2 separate regions of the Homo sapiens genome follow, and region 2 is linked to region 1. A link is a loop called in an ENCODE intact Hi-C map of the cell type or tissue named here. Cell type or tissue: IMR-90. All regions are shown on one strand. Each heading gives the region's core, and the rest is flanking DNA. Links, peaks and the distances in the headings are about the cores only. Region 1 overlaps SUSD2 (sushi domain containing 2). Region 2 has its middle 11 kb from the start of SPECC1L-ADORA2A.

Region 1 (8,318 bases), core at 146-8,145:
CCTTTCCCCATTGCTTTTCTCAGGTTTGTCAAAGATCAGATAGTTGTAGACATGTGGCGTTATTCTGAGGGCTCTGTTCGCTATCTATGACAAACCCACAGCCAATATCATACTGAATGGGCAAAAACTGGAAGCATTCCCTTTGAAAACTGGCACAAGACAGGGATGCCCTCTCTCACCACTCCTATTCAACATAAAGTTGGAAGTTCTGGCCAGGGCAATTAGGCAGGAGAAGGAAATAAAGGGTATTCAATTAGGAAAAGAGGAAGTCAAATTGTCCCTATTTGCAGATGACATGATTGTATATCTAGAAAACCCCATTGTCTCAGCCCAAAATCTCCTTAAGCTGATAAGCAACTTCAGCAAAGTCTCAGGATACAAAATCAATGTACAAAAATCACAAGCATTCTTATACACCAACAACAGACAAACAGAGAGCCAAATCATGAGTGAACTCCCATTCATAATTGCTTCAAAGAGAATAAAATACCTAGGAATCCAACTTACAAGGGATGTGAAGGACCTCTTCAAGGAGAACTACAAACCACTGCTCAAGGAAATAAAAGAGGATACAAACAAATGGAAGAACATTCCATGCTCATGGGTAGGAAGAATCAATATCATGAAAATGGCCATACTGCCCAAGGTAATTTACAGATTCAATGCCATCCCCATCAAGCTACCAATGACTTTCTTCACAGAATTGGAAAAAACTACTTTAAAGTTCATATGGAACCAAAAAAGAGCCCGCATCGCCAAGTCAATCCTAAGCCAAAAGAACAAAGCTGGAGGCGTCACACTACCTGACTTCAAACTATACTACAAGGCTACAGTAACCAAAACAGCATGGTACTGGTACCAAAACAGAGATATAGATCAATGGAACAGAACAGAGCCATTGTATGTTCTTTAAGCCCATTAAATCTTCCCCACCCAGGCCAGGGGCAGTGGCTCATGTCTGTAATCCCAGCACTTTGGGAGGCCAAGGCACAAGGATCATCTGAGGTCAAGAGTTCAAGACCAGCCTGGCCAACATGGTGAAACCCCATCTCTACTAAAAATACAAAAATTAGCTGGGTGTGGTGGTGGGCGCCTGTGGTCCCAGCTACTAGGGAGGCTGAGGCAGGAAAATAGCTTGAACCTGGGAGGCGGAGGTTGCAGTGACCTGAGATTGCACCACTGCACTTCAGCCTAGGGACAGACGGAGACTCTGTCTCAAAAAAAGAAAAAAAAAAAAAATCCTCCCCACCCCAAATCATGCACTGTCCTCTTGAAATCATCCACACTCCCTATCTCCTGCTAGCCCTGGGGTGATCAAGTGCCTGCTGTGGCCCATCGGGAGACGCCTCTCCTCAGGGTCCAGTGCTGCCGAGGAGGAGGGAGTGGCCAGTGTAGTGCGTTGTAGGAGTGGGAAGTCAGGGGGGGCTTCCTGGAGGAGTCTGGCTCCAGCTGAGTATCAAAGGAGAGATTCCCATCGCCCTTTCCCCTAAGAAGCAGGGTATATCAGCATCTTTATCCCACTGGGATATTCGGCAATGACTCTGTGATTCTCCCCCAACGCATGCTAATAACTTGGTACACCTTGTTTTCCAATTAATCTGCCTTTTGTGAGTTGATTTTTCCTTGAACTTTCAGAGGGTAAAGGGGAAGTTTTCCCTTGGCCCCTACATTATGGTGTCCAGCATATGACATTTTATGGCTACTTGACATCGGTTAGTCTAGAACCCACCTAGCAAGTGGCGTCAAGGTGGGAGTGAGGCGTGACTGCTGTGACACCCCATCACATTTCAGTGCCTCTCTGGGCCTGATAATTAAAGGGGGCTCTCGTTCCTCAGATAAAAATTTCTTTTTGGCCGGGCACAGTGGATCATGCCTGTAATCCCAGCACTTAGGGAGGCCGAGGCAGGAGGATTGCTTGACCCCAGGAGTTCAAGACCAGCCTGAGCGTGCCTGTGGCCCCAGCTACTTGTGAGGCTGAGGCAGGAGGATCACCTCAGCCTGGGAGGTTGAGGCGGCAATGAGCTATGATCGCACCACTGCACTCCAGCCTGGGTGACAGAGTGAGACCCTGTCTCACAGAAGAAAAGTTTCTTTCCCATCTCAGCACCAACTAACTGCTTCAACAAATGGTCCCTGAAACATATTAAGGCTTAATCACAAAAGAAGTTTATTTCCTGGTCCTGGAAGAGTAGTGGGTGGGTGATCAGGTCAGCAGGGACTTGGTTGGCATGACTTCCAAAGTCAGTCATCCTCACATCCTTGCAACAAAGGGAGCTGGTGAAAGCCTGAAGGGGTGCCTGTGGGAAGCCGCACTCCTCCACGATGCCTCCTTGACTTCCCACTCCTACAGTGCGCTGCACCGACCCCCCCGCCTCCTCCTTGGCAGCATTGGACCCTGAGGACAGGGGTGTCCTGATGGGCCTAGCAGAGGTCTGGCCCACAGCAGGCACTCGGCCACCCTGGGGCTTGCAGAAGGAAGCAGCTTGGCAGAAGAAGGGGTCCCTTGCTCCCCAGCTGTGCCTGTACTGTACTGTACCGAGTCAGAGCCCTCCCTGGCCCCCAGATCAGCCGCACCCACTGTGCTCAGCCAACAGGAGACCTAGTGGGAGGCTGGAGGGCAGGGGGCACAGAGAAGCCGGGCTTCCCTACTCTAGCCAGCAGGGGACCTGCAGCTGGGCTGTCACCTCTGTGACTCCCCTTGGCCCACAGGCCTGCGTGACGCCCGCTTCCATGGGATCTGGGCCTGGCTCCCATAGCACATTCCTTCCTCCCTTTGCCCTTCTGCCCAAGGTGGGTCTTAGGATCCTGCTGGTACCTCATCGGCTCCTGTTTGACCCCCCCAGCTCTCTCATCACCTGTGTCTCCAAAGCCCTGGATTACCATCTGCCCCACTCTGACTGGTACCACCACGATGGTACCGGCCATTGGGTGACTCTGATACTCCATCATTTCAACCCTACTGTAAGCCACCCGCAAGCTCCCATGGCTGCCCGTCCTGCAAGCCCTGGGCTGCTATTTGGGAGACCATCTCCCTGAGGCAGCGGTCCCTGCCTTTGATGTCTCTAGAGAGTCTGCACCGGCTCCAGGCCTTCTGCCTTTGCACAGGCCCTGTCTCTATCTCTTTCGGGCCCCAGGAAAAGCCCCTGGCAGGTGGTGGGGCTTCCCAGCCTGGCCTGCCCCTGGCACTGGGAACATCTGATGTCTGGGACTGGGGCCACAGACAGGGCACCCTTTCTCCTGCTGGAAAGGGGAGGTGGGGGGGCAGACCAAGGGCCCATCCTGGAGGGAGACTGGTGGGGGTGGGGGAGCCCGAGGCAGGCCACACTTTGCTCTTAGGATGAAATCTAAATGCCTTGGCCTGGCAGGGGAGGCCTTGGCTGGCCCCCACCCCTGTCATTCCGCAGACATGACTGCACTTCTCTTTCTCTGAGCCTTTGCATAGACTGCTCCTCTACCCAGAACCCCTGTCCATCTGGAACCCCTGTCCAACCAATCAGAGCTCTGAGAATCCAACCTGTTTCTTGACCTCAGTTCGGGGGCTGCTCTTGTCTGGGACACCCTCTAGTGGACCTGATGAGCTGCCAAGCTGCCCCTGCCGCTCTTGGGCCCCCTGAAAACCTGTGCCCGCTCCCTCATGTCCAGGCCTTGACCCGGAAACTGACCTCTCACCCACTGACACGTGGCCGGCCCAGGCCTGGCGTGGCACAGGGGTGCGCTGGGGATTCAGACAGTGGGAGGGGAGCCCTGCCTTACCTCATCTGTAGGGAGGAAAGTACCTGCCCAGCCCGCCAAGGGGCTGACCCTCAGCCCCACCATGCCTGGAGGTGCAAACCCAGGGGAATGGGGAAGCAACGGAGTGAGCTCTAGAAAGAGAGAAGGCCAGACCCCATTCCCCTCCGCTAGCCTCCCGCCACCCCTGCCCTGCAACCCTCAGCTCGGTTCCCGCACACGTGCCCCATCATGCACATTCACCTCCTCCAGGAAGGCCTCAGATGAGACATGTCTCTGCCTCCCCAGCTCTCCCATTCACCAAGGGCAAGGCTGAGCAGGTGAGAGGCCTGGACTCCCACCCCATGGTCAGTGCCCGCTGAATGACCTGGGGAGACCTGTGCAACCTCTTCAACACTCCTGAGATGCGGGGATGACCCAGGTGCGGGGAGGCGGAGGGGTGGGCTGTGCGCAGACCTTGGCTGCGGTTGTGACCAAGTCGGCTGACCCAGCTGCAGGGCAGGGCTGACTGCCCTCCCAACCTCCTGCCACCCAGACTCGCTGTTCCTATCCTCTGCTGCCCCTATATGGCCACTCCCAGCGCTGCAGGTCACACTGAGGCGGCTCAACTCCCCACCCAGTGTTCTCTACCTGGCCCCCAACTTCCAGCCTCACCCTCTCCAGCACTTTCTCTGAGACCTAAGGGGCAAACCCGACCAATGCTACCCTGCCTGAGTCCCCATTCGGGACCCTCTCCACAAAGGTTGATGGACCCTGGTCATCCTCCAGCTGCTTCCAGGTCTGTGCCTCCATGCCAGGCCCCACAGGAAGCGCCGACAAAGAGCTGCTCAGGTGGGCCACCGTGGCCTGAGGCCTGGGCTCTGTGCCCAGATTCTGGACATTCCTGGGCTAAGGAGCCTGGGCGCTGGTCTCCTGAGGACTTGGAACTGATCCTGCCAGCGACTGCACCCAGCCAAGGAGCCGAGGCTGCAGGGCAGTGCTTGCCAGAGCACGCCAGGGCGTGGTGAGGGGGTGGCACCTCTGTTGAGGGAGGGGTTGTCCTTCTCCATCTCCTGAGTGACCCAAGTGAGCCCTGTGCTGTGTTGGCGGCCTCCCCACCCCACGAGGCGGCCACAGTTCTCCATCCCACTGCATACATGGAGAGAGAGCCTGGGGAGGGAGCATCCCCGGCAACCTCGTGGAGGAAGCAGGCAGGGCTCAGACCTGCCTCACTCTGGATACTGTTGGTGGTGACCCCGGGAGGCGGTCATGGAACTCTCCAGAACCAGGGCGCAGCATGAACACCAGGAGACCAGGGAAGGAAACAAGGCGCTTGTTTTCTCTTTGCACAGGCAGGGAGGGTGTTCCTGAGTGACCTTCCAGAAGAGTTCGAAATTATAAGCCTGGAGTGCCGAGGGAGGCCTCTGCCGCTGGGGGTCTCGCTGTCTGCTTTGGGGTTCTGGGGCCTCTCCTTACCCCATCTGGGGTCCCAGGATGGGCCCAGGGGTCCAGGAACCAAGGCAGCACTGCACTGGTGCCCGCACGGTCCGGGAGCAGGCCTCCGTAGATCAGGGGTCAGGGGCCCCGGCATCAGGCTCTGGGGAGTGAGGTATTGGAATCTGAGGCTCAGGGGTCAGGGGCCCCGGCGTCAGGCTCTAGGGAGTGAGCTATTGGAATCTGAGGCTCAGGTGTGGGAGTGTCAGGGCTCAGGACATAGGTATTAGAATCCCAGGGTATGAAGTTTCAGGTTTGGGGAATTAGAGCCGTGAGTATTTGGGGAAGAGCACGGAGCGCTGCTAGCACGGGGCTTGGGTGTTGGAACACTGGGCCTCCTGCCTGGGGTCTGAGATGACAGAGTAGGGGGTTAAATGCCCAGGTATCAAGTATCCAGGTCCCAGGTGTCTGGTCCTGGGGATGCGGGAGTCGCAGGACTGGGCTGCCTGTTCTCAGGAGTCTTGGCCTGGTGCTCACAGCCAAGCTGCTCCCATCAGGGCTGTGCACCCCAGACGTGCCTGCAACAGAAACGCAGTTAGAAGTAGCCTCGGTGGTCCCACCGGCTGTCTCGGGGTCTTGGGAGAGGGGCTGGGGGGTCTCACGTGTTGCCCTTCCTGCGGCGCAGCAGCACATAGACGAGCGCAACCGCCGCCACCACCGCGAGGCCCCCAAAGATGATGCCCAACAGCACCGCGTAGCTGCGTCCTGGTGAGGGAGCGAGTGTCAGTGAGGGGGCTCTCTGGGGTGGTGAGTGGGGACAGGTGCAGGCAGGTGTATGAGCAGAGTGTCCTCACCTGGCTGGCACTTCGGGGTGGGTGAGGACCAGGTGCCGTCAGCCTGGCAGGTGCTGGTCTCTGCCCCGGCCAGGCTGTAGCCGTTGTCACAGTGGAAGTAGATGGTGGAACCCGCCAGGTACCTGTTGCCCTCCTTTTGTCCGTTGGGAGGTGGGGCCAGCCAGCCACAGGACACCACTGGGATGGGGACAGAGTGCAGACAACAGGCCTGAGCTGCCATGCATACACACATCTGGCCACCCCGGGGGGTCCTGTCCCAGCTCCCCGCCCACCCCCACCTGCCCGCCCTCACCTGGCTGCAGGCTCTGCATGCGACGCTGGTGCAGCTGGTGGGCCACCCGAGTGGCAGTGCCCGTGCTCAGGCTCCCAGTGGCTGCCACATCAAAGTTGCAGAAATGATCGTCCCCACATAGTTTGGCTGCCTCTTGTGCCAGGCTGGGGTTGAGGGTGGTCTCACTGGGGAAGAGGGGCTCGAAGGTGGGGTCGTGCTTGGGTTGGTACAGGAAGTTGTGGACCAGGAACCAGGAATCGTAGGTGAGCAGGGAGGACGCATTGTGCACGGTCCCTGGAAGATACATGACCGGGGCCTGGCTGGGCATGGCTCCCTTTGGTCCCCAAGCCCTGCCCGTGCCATGTTTCCAGTAACCCCCACCCCGTCTGCCCCATATACTCCACGGTCACTCACAGTTGGCCCCAAACAGGAACAGCTCCTGGGGACTGGTGCCTGGGGGCAGGACGCGCCCGCTGTGCAGGGTGAAGTCGTCGGTGGGGTCGTTGTTGAGTGTCCCGAGGAGGCCGTGGGTGTGGGTGAGGAACTTCTCAGGCAGCAGGACGGACACACTCAGGAACGGGCCCTGCACGCTGACCTCCAGGCCGGCCCCTGATGCCAGCATGATGGAGACCCTGTCCCCGGCAGCCACCGACAGGAACATTCCTGGGCTCAAGGGGGATGCATTAGGGTCACCCGCTGTGAGCATCTTGTCCCCTCCCGCAGCCCCAGGACAGGGTGGTCGGCACCCAGGGGCTGTGGGTGAGGGCACCTGCAGGGGAAGGGAGGGCGTTCCCGGGGCCAATTCTGCTGACCATGACCCTCCGCCACCCCTGCCATGCTTGCGGTGGAACTCCCAGCGGCACCTGAGGTGCAGCCCCTGCAGTGAATCCCCCATGTTGAGATGCACGTGTGGGTCCCTCTGGCCTTGGCTGCAGCAGCCACACCTGCCTGGGCACGTCCCGAGGGTCCCTGAACCCTCAGTGCTGACAGGCCCCTCCCAGGTCCTCACCCATCCCAACCAGGAATCCTTTCATTGACTCAGTTCCCTGAGGCAAGGGGTTCAGATGTGGAGCTACCACTTGCCAGGGGCATCCTTAACCGTGCAGGGCTGGAGACCTTGCAGTGGCTTTTGAGGACTGAGGGAGTGACAGGAGCACAGGAGTGGCTCTGTGCAGGCCAGCGGTGAACGTTACCAGGGTGAGTTCCCCTCCAGAAGGCTCCCGGGATCCTCCGTAGGGAGGACATGTCCCACCGTCACGGCCTCTCGGCTTTTGACCAGGTGGGTACGACGGGGGCACCTCGGTGGGTGTGAAGGCCTGAGGTCGGACCACCCAGGCCTCTAGCCAGGACTGGGAGAGGCATGAAGGCCCAGGGCTTCCCCTCAGTCTCCCTGCAGGAATGGGGAGGAGGTGAGGGCAGCCCGCAGCCTCGCGTGGCTGGACTGCTCACCTTTCAGGTCCATCCAGCTCTGCTCGGTGAAGCTCAGCACCTCCTGGTTCAGCAGCACCTCCAGACCTCCGGTCCTGTTGGCCAGCCTGACTTCCACCACATCTGAGTTGCCCTCCTGGACGGCCACTGCGGTCAGCCCAGTGCCACGGGTCTCCGTGCCTGCGGTGGTGGGAGCAGAACGGGAGCCACTTGGCTCCAGCCTCCCACCTTGGTTCTACCCCATGCCAACCAGAGCAGCCCCTAGCCCTGGCCTCACCGTTGGACATCGTCCCGGGCTGGGCCCGCGCCTGCACCCTCAGGTCGGTCAGCGCTGCCTCCAGCAGCACGTACTCTCCGCGCCCATTGAATGTGAAGTTGGTGCCGTCGAAGGTCACAAAGTGTGGGTCTCCGAAGGCGGAGGCTAGGGTGAGAGTGGAGGGTCACGTGGGGGTGCACCCCAGCCCAGCCCGATCTTTCCCAGGGTCTGGGGCACGGGATGGCACCCACCCAGTCTTGGGGGCCGGTAGTTGCGGCAGTCATTGGAGGGCCGCCGTTGCATGTAGCGGGGGCAGTCGGGTGCCCAGAGGCAGCAGTAATAGAAGCTGAGGACATCGTAGAGCCAG
Region 2 (8,318 bases), core at 123-8,122, 70 kb before region 1:
ACGTGGGTGGCAGGACCAACACCGGGTCTGATCTCCCAGCCGGGGGCACAGGCTGCTAACCCCAGGCCTGGAATCTGTCAGATGCCCTTCCCGTGCTGACTTGACTTAGACAGGCCTCCTGACCTTCCCGCAAAGGTCATGTGTGATTCGCAGGGGTTCTGGCCGCTTGAAAGGTTCCTGAGAAAGCACATGCCGTGAAGACAGAGCTTGCAGAGGGAGGACAGGCATGCAGAAGGCTCTGTGTGCAGCCCCAGACCTGGGTACCTTCGTCACCGTCCTCACCCCACCTCCGGGTGCGCAGATAGGGAGCAGGTCTCCTGTGTTATGGCCCAAGCAGGGCTGTTAGGACACTGAGAACATTCCCCCCTCCCACAGGAGAGAGAGGTCCAAGGTGCCCTACATCGTGCGCCAGTGCGTGGAGGAGATCGAGCGCCGAGGCATGGAGGAGGTGGGCATCTACCACGTGTCCGGCCGGTGTGGCCGCAGACATCCAGGCACTGAAGGCAGCCTTCGATGTCAGTGAGTGTTGGCCTGCGCAGGACGGGATGGAGGTGTGGGCAGTGGTGTCCGCGATGAGATCTCAGAGTGCTCCATGGCCCAGGCATGTCACATCCTTCTCTGTGTCTTTTCTTCATTTACTGTTTTATTATTTTAAAAAAAGAGAAAACAAGAGTTGTACAAACAGCTTCTATAGAAGCCAGTTTTTACACCATCGTACCCACTCATGCCACTTGGTGGAGTGGACCAGGGGCTTCTGTGGGGACTTGGCCTTCCTGCCTTGGGGGTGGACAGGAGGTGGAAGCCCAGGACTCAGTGCGGTCTGTCCACTGCCCTGTATGAGGATGTGGTGGGCAGAGGGCACTGATGAAATTCAGCGCAGGCCGGGGCTGCAGCCTCTCCGCCTCCATCTCACCAACCCTCACAGGCTTTGAAGGACCCGGACCTGCCTCAAATGCCAGGGGAGGGCACTGAGACCCCAGAGGGTCCCTCCCAGCATCTTCAAAGCAACAGGATTTTGTGCCTGCAGATCCTTCTTTGCAGCACACACCACCCACCCTGACCAGGACCCCTAGAATGCCCAGCATCCCTGGGAGGGCCCTGTGGTAGTTTCAGCTCCCTCTGGGGGCCCAGAATGAACCTGGCCTGTGGTGAGGATGTAAGCACCAATGGCCAATTGGGTCCAAAGGAAGACACCGGTTCAAACACTGAAACCAATCAGATTCTCCCACGGCCTTCCTGCCATCAGACGACACTGGTGCAGGGGTGGTTGCTATGTACAGGGCAGAGCCACCCAATCCCCACGCAGGAGCTGTGTCCTGCCATGCTGGCCTCCTCCTGGCCATCACATCAGGCCAAGCAGGGGAGAGGAATGGGAATGCCCATGCACCCCTATCAACTCTGCAGACACAGAACCATGCACAGCTCTTGGGAGGAGTCAGATGAGCTGCTCAAAGCCCGGGAGGGACCCACACAGTGGTCAGCATAGCAGGGACGGTGCTTTAGCCAAGGCAGGGATGGCAGGTGACTCACTCAGGATCTTCAAGGAGGCCGCTGCATTTCCGTGCTCTTTCCAGATAAGAAGGACATGTCGGTGATGATGAGCGAGACGGACATGAACGCCATCGCAGGCACGCTGAAGCTGTACTTCCGTGAGCTGCCTGAGCCCCTCTTCACTGACGAGTTCTACCCCAGCTTCGCAGAGGGCATCGGTGAGCATTGGAGGCCTTGGCCTCGTGGGAGACGTCTCCTCCATGTGCACTGCTGCCCTTGGAGGCTGTGAAAAGTGAGGTGTGGGAACCTGAGCTGTGACCCCTCTGCCATGGTCGGCATTTTAACCCAACCTCAAAAAGCAGGGGACCAGAACCGAGCCTGTCCTGGAAGGCCTTGCTCATCCCCAGAGGGCTCCCCATCCCTATTCCTCAAGGAGGCCAAGTGGGTGAAATGGTCAGCACTGCCATGCTGTGGGGTCCTAAAGTCTGCTGTCCTCCTTCCTGCAGACCAGGGCTAAACACTGGTGCCCAGGTGCTCTTGCCATGGGTCCCGGTCCAGCCAAGCATGGTTTCAAACATGACCTGACCCTTAGTCAACCTGGAGGCTGATGTCTAGAGTGGGCGCTGGAGCGTGCAGCACCTGTGGCCTCTGCATCACCCTTGGGGCAGGTCTGCCTCCCGGGCCCATGCACAGAGGACCTGGTCTCCCAGCCTGCAGGTGCCCCTGTGGTGTCCAGGACGACAAGGGGGTCTCTGCGTACTTGGTGGGGCTGGGACCCTCCCACTTCCCACCTCCTTGTGTCCCTCACTCCCCTGTTTCATTCCATGCTGAGCCTCCCCTGCCTTGGGCTCCCTGGGGAGGGGGTGGTGGCAGGAGTTGCCCAAGGGCTGCTCTGCCCATGAGCAGCTGCTCTAGCGGCTCCTCCTGCTGCTGTTCACCGGGTGCTGCTGAGCCCTGCGAGGTAGAGAAAAGGCGTTCAGGTGGTTCACACCCCACACAGGTGCCCCTCACAGGGTCCTCACTGGCGGCCAGCGCTGTGGGTGTGACGATGATGACAAGCCTAAACTGCGCAAGGACTCGTGTCCCGGGCGCTCCATGTGACCACCTCGGGAGAGGTCTCCGGCTTGTCGTAACCCAGGGGAGTCACCCACTGCCTCCTGCAGCTCTTTCAGACCCAGTTGCAAGGAAGAGCTGCATGCTCAACCTGTTGTTGTCCCTGCCGGAGGCCAACCTGCTCACCTTCCTTTTCCTTCTAGACCGCCTGGAAAGGTAGCCCAGCTCTCTTGTGGCTGCCCAGGACTCCAGGTCTCCAGGCCGTTGGGGTGCCCCTCTGCTCCCACCAGACCCCCAGCACCAAGGACCTTTTCCCCCGACCCCTGTCTGCAGTAACTCACTGCTTCTAAGGACTAGCACCACTGCCACCCCCGCCCCTGCCTCTCCTCTTTGCCACCCGCCTCCCTCTGCACTGTGGCCTTAACAAAGAGCTCAGAGCTTTGGCCGTGGCCAGCAGTGCACTTGGACCCGCCTCTTCCCTCCCAAGCACATCATGAAGACCTCCCCATCAGCCCAGAGCTGGCCCCTTGTCCTGGGCCACTGAGACCCAGAAGTACCAAGGCTGGAGTCAGCTTGCAGCACAGCCAGGGTCGAGGTCACTCCCTCCCTGAGGACTCTAGCACGGCACAGCCCCTCTGCCTCTCTCCTGGTGGTGGCGTTGAAACAGCACCCTCTGCTTCCGTCCTCTACAGGGTGGCAGAGAAGGAAGCAGTCAATAAGATGTCCCTGCACAACCTCGCCACTGTCTTTGGCCCCACGCTGCTCCGGCCCTCCGAGAAGGAGAGCAAGCTCCCTGCCAACCCCAGCCAGCCCATCACCATGACTGACAGCAGGTCCTTGGAGGTCATGTCTCAGGTATGGGAAGACAGTCTCCAGCCCATGCAACCCCAGCCTGACAGAGGTGGTCTCTGCCTGCCCCACCCCCAGTCCTGCCCATCTTCCGACTTGCATTGTATGTGGTGGTGGCTGAGATTCAGAGAGAGGGACTTGCCTAGGTTTGCATGGATGGGAGTGATAGGGGGTGCCCAGGCCACCTCCTGGTCCTGCTGGTGCACCTTGCTGGGGGCTTAAAACCACCCCAAGTGTTCGGGTGTGGTGGCTCATGCCTGTAATCCCAGCACTTTGGGAGGCCGAGGCAGGACAACTGAACCCAGGTGTTTGAGACCAGTCTGGGCAATGTAGCAAACCCCATCTCCAGAAAAAATACAAAGAAAAATTAGGCAGGCATTGTGGCACACATCTGTAATCCTAGGTATCTGGGAGGCTGACACAGGAGGATTGCTTGAGCCCAGGAGTTAGAGGCTGCAGTGATCCATGATGGAGCCACTGTACTCCAGCCTGGGGGACAGAGCAAGGCCCTGTGCATCTCTAAAATAAATAACCACCCCCCACCCAACAAGTCATGCCTTGTCAGGACCCCACCCCACCCCCGTCTCACTGTAAGGGGTTCATGACACCAGCAGGGGTTTCTAGCACCTGAGGTGGACTTGGGGACTTGGGCCCCAAAGACCTCCCCACCAGCAGCTGTGAGCCCCGCTCTGAGCCACTCTCCTCTTCCCCACTCTGCGAGGGCAGGTCGAGGTGCTGCTGTACTTCTTGCGGCTGGAGGCCATCCCTGCCCTGGACAGCAAGAGACAGAGCATCCTGTTCTCCACCGATGTCTAAAGGTCCCAGTCCATCTCCTGGAGGCGGACAGATGGCCTGGAAACCTCTGGCTAATCGGGCCATCTGTAGAGTGGGAATCAAGATTTTCTGAGGCATCCTTGGGCCACCCCCAGGTGTCAGGCCATCTGCCAAGAGACAGCGGCCCAAAGCAGAAGGACAGGTGGCCTGGGCAGATCCCGCCCAGGTCTGAAAGCCCCAGGCTGGCCTCAGACTGTGGGTTTTTTATGCGGCCACCCGAGGGCGCCCCAAGCCAGTTCATCTCTGAGTCCAGGCCTGGCCCTCGGAGACAGGGTGAAAGCAATGGTTTTTATGAACTTAACTTATAGAGTCTAAAAGATTTCTACTGAATCACTTGTCAAGAAGTGCCCTCTCTGGGGAGAAGGGAACGTGACCGGATTCCCTCACTGTTGTATCTTGAATAAACGCTGCTGCTTCATCCTGTGGGGGCCGTGGCCCTGTCCCTGTGTGGGTGGGGCCTCTTCCATTTCCCTGACTTAGAAACCACACTCCACTTAGAACAGGGTTTGAGAGGCTTAGTCAGCACTGGGTAGCGTTTTGACTCCATTCTTGGCTTTCTTCTTTTTCTTCCCAGAAGGATTTTTGTGCAGAAATGGGTCTTTTGTTGCCGTGTTAGTCCTCCTTGGAAGGCAGCTCAGAAGGCCCGTGAAACGTCGGGGGACAGGACCCCCAGGGAGGGAACCCCAGGCTACGCACTTTAGGGTTCGTTCTCCAGGGAGAGCGACCTCGTCCCCCGATCCTGACCGCCCTTCCGGCCCACGCTCTCCTGTTTGGCTTCCACAGGCCTGGACTTCTCTGGCTTCTCTGCCCACACACTCCCTGCCCCCAGTGTCCCTGCCCCTGCCCCAGCACAGGTGACTTCATTTCTGTCCTCTCAGCTCAGTGGACTCGCTCAACTTTTGTATAAGTCTCCACTTGGTGGCAGCAGCTTGCTGATGACTTGTTTTAAAACTTTCATCCTAAATAACCTTTTGATACTTGAATATTTTTAAGTTTTATACATAGTTTCTAATTTTTTTCCCAACAGATCCAGATACCTAATAAGATGCTGGAATGTAATCCCTGGACAATCCGTGTCCTGGCAGCATTTGGTCTTCCTCTAAGCGCCTGGCTCCGCTGTTCTCAGGAGTGGGTTCTGAAGTCTCTGGAGAACAGGATACGTGGAGGGTTAGGAAGGGGCCAGGCCTAGAGACGGGAGACTCCCTCCCGGAGCAGGTGGAGGCACAGGACCATTCGCTACCCCATCTGCCGGCAGCTGCGGGGGAGCCCAGGCATTCTTTGTAAGCCCTCCTGACCACCTGGCTCAAAGAAAACAGAAGCATGGAGGCCGCCAAGTATTTTCAAGAAATAATCCCATGAACATGGCATCACTTTTTTAGAAAGAGGGGCTTGGGGCAGGCAGAGGAGAGAAGGGAGATCAAACTGAGAGCCAAGTTTCCAGACGGTCCTGCAGGAGGAGAGGATGCAGCTGCCCAGAGGGAAGCAGGATCACATTTAAGGAAGTGTGTGGGGTCCCTGGATGACACCAGCACCCAGTGCGGCTCTGTCTGGCAACCGCTCCCAAGGTGGCAGGAGTGGGTGTCCCCTGTGTGTCAGTGGGCAGCTCCTGCTGAGCCTACAGCTCACTGGGGAGCCTGACAGCGGGGCCATGTGCCTGACACTCCTCTCTGCTTGTGGACCTGGCAAGGCAGGGAGCAGAAAACAGAGCCACTTGAAGGCTTTCTGTCTGCGTCTGTGTGCAGTGTGGATTTAGTTGTGCTTTTTTCTTGCTGGGAGAGCACAGCCACCATTTACAAGCAGTGTCACCCTCATGGGTGGCGAGGACAGAACAGGAGCCTCTGCTCTCTGTACCTATCTGGGCCCGGTGGGCTCCCTTGTCCTGGCTTCCATCTCTGTCTCAGCGACCATTCAGCCCTGCGCAGGAACACATGTTGCTTAGAAAAGCCAAATTCAGCCCTTGTCTCTGCCTCCTCTGGTCTCATGATGTGCATCTGTTACCTTGAAACTGGAAACCAGTCTATCAATGTCTGTGCCAATTTTTTATTCCCTCCCCAACCTCCTTCCCCATACGACTTTTTATTTATGTAGGATGTGTGCTGTCTAATGATGGGATGACCACATTTTTCCATGTTCTAAAAGTGCTCCTCTCCCGCAGGGTCCCAGGGCTGGTGGTTGCTTTGGGTCTACAGCTACGTCTTACCCGCCTCCTGCCTCAACAGCCTGTGTGGTGGCAAAGCCGGTGTGGGGCTGGGGAACGCAGCGTTCTCCAGGAGGGGGACCCGGCTCTCCTTCTGCAGTGCAGGCGAAGGCCTAGATGCCAGTGTGACCTCCCACAAGGCGTGGCTTCCAGACTCCCCGGCTGGAAGTGATGCTTTTTTGCCTCCGGCCCTGGGTTTGAAGCAGCCTGGCTTTCTCTTGGTAAGTGGCTGGTGTCTTAGCAGCTGCAATCTGAGCTCAGCCACCTACACACCACCGTGGCCGACACTTTCATTAAAAAGTTTCCTGAGACGACTTGCGTGCATGTTGACTTCATGATCAGCGCCGCTGGGAAGAACCCCTGAGCCGGTGGGGTGGGGCTGGAAGCAGCAGGTGCAGTGATGGGGCTGGGTGCCCAGGAGGCCTCAGTGCTCAATCAGGCCAAGGTGGCCAAGCCCAGGCTGCAGGGAAGGCCGGCCTGGGGGTTGTGGGTGAGCACAGGCAGGCACCAGCTGGGCAGTGTTAGGATGCTGGAGCAGCATCCGTAACCCCACTGAGTGGGGTAGTCTGGTTGGGGCAGGGACCGCTGTTGCTTTGGCAGAGAGAGATGATCCCCACTGGGGAGAGGCTGTTCTGACTCTGCAGGTGGGACAGGGACAGATGGCCACCAGGGTGACCCGGCTGGTCTTCCTTTGCTATGCTAAGCCCTGGGACATGGAGGTTTCCTGCCACACAGCCTGGGCCGGGGTTCTTACCTGTGGCCACCGCTCTGGCACGAGCCCCTCAGTCTTGGGTGGTTTCTGCCTGGTCCGGGATTTGGTGTTCCTGCTGAGTCCAGCCTTTCTACCACCTCTGCATGGGCCGTGGGTGGTGTTGTCAGCTGCCTCCCACCTTGGCTTCAGTAGCTCACCCAGCTTACAGGGGAGCTGCCCTGGGCTGGAGATGGGCATGCACCCTGGGTCCTACTTGAATGAATGCAGCTTGAGGAGACCCGGCCATATACACTGGGCCACAGGTTACCCTCGGCAATGCCCACATCAGCCGTCAGCCTGAGCCTCCCCAGGAGAGCAAGGCTCACACGACAAAGGCTGCCCGTGGCCAATGAGGTGGCTGAGCCCAGCCAGGACCTTTCTCGGACTCCCGGGATGTGGCTCTGCTCGTGAGCTGCCTGGTCAGCTCTCTCGGGGTGAGAGGGGCTTGTCACACGGGCCCCTGCCTGCAGTGTGACCCTTCTCAGCTTCTCTCAGCAGCCCTGCCTGCGGAGTGTCACCACCACCATGATCATTTCCCTGACACTGCGAGGGTCGGGGGGCGTCCTGGGTAGAGACAGGGCCCGTGGCAGCAGCAGGCTCAGGGGCGGCCTACACTGGTGGGCTGGGGACCTGGTGGAGACCACGCCAAGGGCTGGACAAGGGAACGAGCCTCCACCCTGGCCTCTCCGCAGGCCTCAGCAGCCCCTCCCACAGGCAGAAGGGTTGACACTGGGTTCTGCCCTCACTGCAAGAGCTGCAAGTGCCACGTGCTGTTCTGCCCAATCTGGTGTCTGCAGGTGAGGGAAGGGCTGCCGCTGGCCCATTTCTGAGTGTTCAGCACCTAAGGGTGACAGCACTGTTTGTCCCTACCCTCCGAGTCCTGTTTGAAAATCAAACCCATGCTCACAGGCCAATTTTTTTTTCTTTTAGAGACAGGGTCTCACTTTGTCACCCAAGCTGGAGTGCAATGGTGCGATTATAGCTCAATGCAGCCTCCAATTCCCGGACTCAATGGACCTTCCTGCCTCAGCCTGCCAAGTAGCTTGGACTATAGCTGTGTGTTTTATTATTATTTTGTAGACATGGGGTCTGGCTATGTTGTCCAGGCTATTCTCAAAATTCCCGGCCTCAAGCAATCCTCCC

Evidence for each region. Hi-C counts contacts between places; a loop is a spot of excess contacts. Peaks named below come from ENCODE experiments on the same cell type or tissue, not always from the same donor. Only the 100,000 strongest peaks of a DNase experiment are listed, where the experiment ranks them.
Region 2: a loop joins it to region 1, with 10 times the contacts of the local background. A loop is called at or near these places in 91 of 110 quality-filtered maps.

The regions. Positions count from the first base shown.
Region 1 is chr22:24,185,814-24,194,131 of GRCh38, reverse strand. SUSD2 (sushi domain containing 2) reads right to left here. Exons shown (of 15, transcript NM_019601.4): 8 at 8,203-8,318; 9 at 7,973-8,116; 10 at 7,717-7,875; 11 at 6,682-6,930; 12 at 6,289-6,561; 13 at 5,997-6,173; 14 at 5,805-5,907; 15 at 5,026-5,720. The coding sequence ends at 5,696. Among named protein-coding and RNA genes, the nearest start is that of SUSD2, 8.5 kb to the right of the region's middle. RefSeq lists an enhancer at 3,918-4,559. In IMR-90, for the core only: CTCF peaks have their summits at 3,572 (motif pointing left) and 4,291; no DNase peak of the experiment used is centred there; H3K27ac peaks cover 434 bases.
Region 2 is chr22:24,255,820-24,264,137 of GRCh38, reverse strand. It overlaps the pseudogene POM121L9P and the pseudogene BCRP1. Among named protein-coding and RNA genes, the nearest start is that of SPECC1L-ADORA2A, 11 kb to the left of the region's middle. RefSeq lists a silencer at 4,369-4,438 and enhancers at 3,858-4,475, 7,298-8,202. In IMR-90, for the core only: a CTCF peak has its summit at 4,480 (motif pointing right); a DNase peak (open chromatin) is centred at 4,479; H3K27ac peaks cover 295 bases.